Regions from separate parts of the Homo sapiens genome. Here region 2 is linked to region 1. Evidence: chromatin contacts called from ENCODE Hi-C or POLR2A ChIA-PET data. All regions are on one chromosome and are shown on one strand. The core of a region is the stretch at or near the end of the contact, and the rest is flanking DNA. Distances in the headings are between cores, read along the strand shown.

Evidence for each region. A loop is a pair of places that touch in the nucleus more often than their neighbours do. ChIA-PET counts read pairs that join two places held with the same protein, here RNA polymerase II (POLR2A). Pooled maps may share reads with other maps.
Region 2: a pooled map shows a loop between it and region 1 (2.1-fold over the local background). The contact joins two enhancer-like sites. A Hi-C loop is called at or near these places in 1 of 50 pooled maps. POLR2A ChIA-PET finds 5 or more read pairs at or near these places in 2 of 52 experiments (BJ and T-cell).

The regions. Positions count from the first base shown.
Region 1 is chr4:143,293,024-143,296,379 of GRCh38, reverse strand. No RefSeq gene overlaps it. Among named protein-coding and RNA genes, the nearest start is that of GAB1, 42 kb to the left of the region's middle. Within about 2 kb of position 1,864, at least 7 of the 41 ENCODE cell types and tissues checked have a DNase peak (open chromatin) inside an H3K27ac peak, as active enhancers do.
Region 2 is chr4:143,376,989-143,380,344 of GRCh38, reverse strand. All of the region lies in intron 1 of GAB1 (GRB2 associated binding protein 1), which reads right to left. Among named protein-coding and RNA genes, the nearest start is that of MIR3139, 35 kb to the right of the region's middle. Within about 2 kb of position 1,529, at least 17 of the 41 ENCODE cell types and tissues checked have a DNase peak (open chromatin) inside an H3K27ac peak, as active enhancers do.

The sequences.
Region 1 (3,356 bases), core at 615-3,114:
GTTTTCTTGGTGCTATTTTAGTCCTAGGTAGAAGATTATTCATGGAAATATTAAATCTTTTTATTTAGAAGAAACTGCAGCAGCAAAAAGGTTAATCAAATCAAAACCTGGTAATGTTAGATCACACTTCGGCAAACTTTCACTTTTTCTTTCTATTTTTTTTTTTTTTTTGAAGACAGAATCTCACTCTGTCACCCAGGCTGGAGTGCAATGGCACGATCTCGGCTCACTACAATCTCTGCCTCCTGGGTTCAAGTGATTCTTCTGTCTCAGCCTCCCGAGGAGATGGGACTACAGGCGCGCACCACCACGCCCGGCTAATTTTTTGTATTTTAGTAGAGACGAGGTTTCATCATGTTGCCCAGGCTGGTCTCGAACTCCTGAGCTCAGGCAATCTGCCTGCCTCAGCCTCCCAAAGTGCTAGGATTTCAGGCATGAGCCATCACGCCCGGCCTTGGCAAACTTTCATATGGGGGACACCAAGTCCATGACTGCTCCCTGACTGATTGAGAGATAAGAGTGAAACATGATAAAATCAGAAAGAAATACATCTAGAAAAACCTTCCAGTTCATGACAATTTTCAGTGTTCAAAATTCATTAAGAACTCTTCCTTTAAAATACAGATATCTCTGAATAGTTGAATCCATTTGTCATTCAAGTGGTGCAAATTATTTTACTCAGATAGCATTTTACACTCATTTCACAAATTGAGCCCAGGTATATGGAAGCATTGGAAGTACTGAAAAGAGGTTGGTGGTGAGCGTGGAAGGGTTAATTTTTAAGCAAGAGGTGTTTAAGACTAGTAGGAGGTGGGTTTCTTCTTGTACAAAGGATCTCTCCTCTGTACACTGGCACAATTACATGGTCTTTATGACATTGGATGGGAGACCACATCAGGATTCTGGAAAACTCCAGGAGTGAGAGGGGAGCTCTGATGAGGGGCTAATGTAGGCCCTGGGTGGTAGAGGAGTAGTAGAGGTACAGGAGAGGGAGGCTGGGATATAGAAAGGTTGTAAACCAACATCACCTTTTTCACAATGTTGCAATGTTGCCCAAGAACCCGGTGGTGGGAATCACTCCTTGATATTGAGAAAAACCTGCAAAGTACTTATTTCCCACTTCGTGTCTGAATGGCTTAAAATAATATAATAGTGTTGAGCTGTTTTGAACTTTCCCCTTTTCTATAGTTAATTGGAGGAATCCGGTGGAGAAGATGGTTTCTTTGCTATAAAATAGGCTCTTGTCCCTATCCTGATTCTGTCACTAATGTGTTATGTGATGTGAGGCAGATGACTTAGCCTTCTTGCTCACCCTTTTTTCCCCTGGTATTATAGAAAAGGCAATAATCTCTGTCTTGCAGTGTTAATGCAAGAACTAAATAACATATGTTTTAAAAGCTCAGCAGGATACTTTCAGTAAATATTATATTTCTTTCTCATAATGCTTAATTCCATTCATTCCATTTTGAAATTCTGGAAGGACAAGCTCACAGTGCAGAGCAGGGCATCGGGGTCATTCTTTAAATTTTTTTTTTCTTTTTTTTTTTTTTGTAGAGACAGGGTGTTACTATGTTGCCTAGGATGGTCTCAAACTCCCAGCCTCAAACAATCCTTCTGAAGTGCTGGGATTATAGGTGTGAGCCACCGCACCTGACTGAGGCCATTCTTGACAGGGTCCTCCAGGTCTCCTCAGCTGTAGCCCATTTCTCCAGGGCTCTGAAGCCAATTCATTATCTCAGGGGACCTGGGAGCAAAAGAAGAAATGGACTTTGGTTTACTGCCAACTAGAGCAGAGCCTTTCCAGAGCTCTCCCAAGCCCAAGGCGTTTCCCTGGAACTGGACCAGCCGTGGATGGAACAGGCCTGGTTTCCCTGTGTTTGGCTTGCCTTGGAATTTCCAAAGAACCCTGCCAGGATCCTGCCAGACGTGAGATGCTGTTCTCTTTTTCCTCAAAGCTGTTTATGTTAATTAATCAAGACATTTTGGAGCAGAAATCCTTCATGTAGAGGACATTTCCCACAAACATTCCACCCTGCAACACATCTTCCAAGCTAAAAATATTTTATGTGTTCTAGCCCCTAAAATTTTATAAATGACCATTCAAGATGGAAGCAGTGATGATTTGTACATATTCCTTAACTGAATGCCATTTGAAATGAAAAAAATCAATAGTAATCCCAGCAACTATCTAATGCATTATAAAATTAACTCTAGCCTCTCTAATTTGCATGGTTAAAAGCATTTTAAGTGGCCGGGCGTGGTGGCTCACGCCTGTAATCACAGCACTTTGGGAGGCCGAGGCGGGCAGGTCACTTGAGGTCAGGAGTTTGAGACCACCCTGACCAACATGGCACAACCCCATCTCTACTAAAAATAGAAAAATTAGCCAGGCGTGGTGGTGCGCGCCTGTAATCCCACCTACTCAGGAGGCTGAGATAGGAGAACCAGGAAGGCAAAAGTTGCAGTGAGATGAGATTGTGCCACTGCATTCCAGCATGGGCAACAGAGTGAGACTCTGTCTCAAAAAAAAAAAAAAAAAAAGCACTTTAAGAAACCATAAGTCTTAAAGAGAAAGATAATTGGGAGGTTATTATGTGTTGATCACTTCTGTGGATGTTTCTCTAGGATGGCCAAATAAAATGTCTGTAGTGATATTTTTATTGGAAGTGCCAATTTCTTTATTTTATGGTAAATATTTTTGCAAAGAGTTGTTCATCTGGCAAAGCGCGTGACTATAAACCTTGTTAATTGCACATCTAAGCTTAACCTTATTCTTCCACAAAAGCAATGATCAATAACTTGGTCATCATGATAGGAAGTGGAGTTTCTGGGGGAGGAGCAAGGGGGTTAACATTTTTTTCTACCCTTTGGAGGGAAGTGGGACTTATTTTGCTCTTCAGACTGTCTTTTCAATTTTGTTTTTCTTTTTTTCCCTGTGTATCTGGTGCAATGAGAGATGGGCCTGAGGTAGCCTGTCAGTTGAAAGGTGGCCCTGGGCCTTTGGAAGTCCTAGGAGGATTCAGGTAGGGCTCTGGGGAAAGGAAGGGTTGGCCAGCTGTTCTTGCCCTTGTGTAGAAGTGCATTTTCTTGGAACTTGCCTTGCCTCCTCCTGCTTCTGTAGCTGTAGGATCCTGGGGACAAGTCTTGAGTGTAGGTCTATAACAGTCATTTTCAATGTGTGGTCCACAGACTGGTGGCATCAACATCATCAGATAATTTATGAGAAATGTAAACAATTCTCAGGTCCCACTCTAGACAAACTGAATCAAAATCTCAGTGGGTGGGGCCCAGCAGTCCAACTTTTAACACGTCCTCAAGGTGACTAATGCAGAGCCACTGGCCTACAAAACTTCACC
Region 2 (3,356 bases), core at 280-2,779, 84 kb before region 1:
CTCATAACAGCATATAAATTAGTTTGATTTTATAGCTTGGCTAAGAATATCTTGAAATAAAAAGAGCACTAGAGATTCAAAATCTGATAAGTAAAATTAAAGATAGTACCATGAGACTTTTGTACACAGAATGTAAAAATAACAGGGTTTCAAGATTCAATATTCTCATTTTATGAATAAAAAAACTGAGGCCCATGTCAATATTCTCATTTTATGAATAAAAAAACTGAGGCCCACGATTTAAATGATCTCTTAGACTTAACCAGGGTCCACGTTAGAAATTCAATGGAAGAAACAAAATTAGAATCTAGTATGCTAATGCCTAATTCAAGGTATGGTTCAGAATGGACCCCCTCTGATGATATAATACTGTATTGTAAGCCCCAAAAGAGCAGAAACTGTGTCATATTGCTGGTTCTCTCTAAGCTCCTACAAATTACCTTACTTAATACATATTACTGGCCAGGCACAGTGGCTCACATCTGTCATCCCAGCACTTTGAGAGGCCAAGGCAGGATAGCTTGAGCCCAGGAGTTCAAGGCCAGCCTGGGCAACATGGCAAAATCCTGTCTCTACAAAACATACAAAAAATTAGCCGGGCACTGTGGTGTGCACATGTAGTGCCAGCTACTCAGGAGACTGAGGTGGGAAGATCACTTGAGCCCAGGAGGTCGAGGCTGCAGTGAGTGGAGATCACTGCAGGCTAGCTTGGGTGACAGAGCAAGATCCTGTCTCAATCAAGCAATCGATCAGCCGGTCAATCTAATTCTCCCTGTGGTGGGAGAAGGGAATCAGAGGTGGCTGATATAGTAGGCTACCTCATATTTCATTTCTAACCTTTATAGTTTGTTAGATCCTAGGGTCTCAGCACATAGTTATGCAAAATCACTGCTAACCGTACCTGGAGAACAGAGCATCGCAAAACCCAGATGTATCATCTTAAGGATATCCTTAAGGATGCAGGATTGGAAGGCAGGAGACACTTGCAAATCAGTTAACCTATCCGGCTTAAGATTTCTCTGCTCCAGAATGAATAAACTCTATTTTTTGTATCTCTAAGTCCTCTTCCAACATTAAATGTTATTGCTCTGCCTGTTTCCTGAATTTTATACATTTGACACAAACATTAATACTTTAATAAACCCTTTTCAACTTGCCTCTTTGTTTGCTGAATTATATGCATAACTCTGTTACATATATAACTCTGAATTGTAGTCCCCAGCAACCCCTACCCCACCTCAATGAATGAGGCTTTGGTCTGCAATGGCCACTGAGTCCCCCTTTTTTTCATAACACATTTTCTACCAGAAAAGCTCCTCGGGTTTGGGGGATTTGGCCCCTATCACATCTAGTTCCTGGCTTCGGGGCCTAAGGCTAGGCCACTGACATCAAAAATACTGTTGGGAGGCCATGGTCTCTCCAGAGAGGCTGCCCCTGTTTGGTCTCTGGTGAGACCTTGAGCAAATGAATGCTGCTCAGACTACTGGGAGATACAAAGGGTCAGCTGCAGAGTCTGGCAGTGTGAAGCTTGTCCCAGGCCAGAGGCACAAGGTCAGAGAGAGGCCAGGGCTTGGAGTATGAGCTCTGTCGTATAACCTGAAACTTGAGACGGTGGTTCAGAAAGATACTCAGACAAAGAAAAAACAAGAGAGGTTTAGAGACTAGAAAAACGAGAGAGAGAGAGAGAGAGAGAGAGAGAGAGAGAGAGAGAGAGACACTTTGGAAGTTCCAATAGGCTGTCACAAAAAAGCAAATGTTTCTATCATCCATGTAGGTCAAAATAACATGCATTTATTGTATTTGTGAGCGAAATAGGACCTTACTAATTGTTGCTAAGCATAAAGATTTTTGTTACTAATATATGAGTGTCAAGAAAAAGGCCAGGATACAAGATTTTCATAATTAAGAAAAGAACCAGAACATATATTGTATATTTGCATAGGACTTTACAGTTTGCAAATCACCTTCACACAAATTCTGCTCTGATCCACACAACTATCCCCATGACATTAAAAGAAACTGAGGCTTGCGAGTATGATTTACTTGTCCAAGATGCCCAAACTGCTATACATCTGCTACATCTTCAGGTCTGCTGGGAGTTCTTCTACCACACCACCAAGTCTCTTTAAAACTACTTTTCCTCAAAAGCAACCTTTTCAGAGAAACAAAATTTATCCTTATGCATTTTTACAATTTTTCAATTTTATTTCATTCTTAGTATTGAAAGTTGCTGTAGGTTGAGTATTATTAAACAGTGTTTTTATACGCTATACATCATTGCCCCTTGTACGGCAAAGCGTGTGAGTATATGATGAGTTAAATAATCTTTGAGGGCTAATATGGAAACTTTGCCACCACGTGTACTATACTATCATTTCTATGGGACGTTCTGTTCCAAGCTACATTCAACAGACCTAAAAGGGATTGTTTAAAACACATGAACGTGGCTAAAAATAATCACCACTGCAAACCAGAAATTTCTTGGATTTCACTTCTCTTTTTCATTTCATTTAAACATATACAGACATACACAGAGCTTGTTTTCACTGAGCAGCACATACGGCCTAAAAAGCTAAGTATTTCTGTATAACAGAAGAAATTTCATAAAACTCCCACATTATGATGGTGGATTACATAAAGAAGTGGGAAAGTCCCCTCTGTCCCCAAACTGTGCCAAGACATCTGACATGCTCTTATCTGCCAGGACTATACAGTTATTCAACTTAGAATCCATTTTTTAGATAAATTAGCATAATATCATAATGATCCAAAAAAGTTCAAAAAGAACTTCTTGCCAGAATAATTAACTTCCTGAGGTCCTCCAAAAGATCTGTTCTGAGAAAAACGTCTCCCTGCCAAGGCATTTCAAATACTAAAAGCAGAGTGGCAGATTTTCAGTTATAAATTTCAACAAATCACCAACCATACATGGTTGAAAGTTTTTTCAATGAGAATCAAGGTGTCAAGTTTAAGATACAAGAAACAAAAACCCTCCCCCCAACAAAAGCCAGCTTCCAAAAAGGAACTAATCAAAGCATTGTTGCAACCACTATGTCTATTAAAAGAAACAGGTGATCAGAACATTAGGATAAGTTCAGTTAACAAGTTCTTCTGATGCTTTTTATAGTACTTGGCTTATTAAAAATGGATTCATCCACAACTTTTCGGAAACATTTTTGTTGTGTAAATTCAGATGTGACTGTATTGAGCTTAAACCAAAGCAAACAAAACAAGAAAAAAAAAAAAACCACCAGACTAAATCTAAATATTATTCTGGAAAACATTCATCAGTTAGCTTTTACTCTACCTCAAAGAGCAGGTATTATGAGGCCTGGTGGCTCGAGACCCTGCCATTT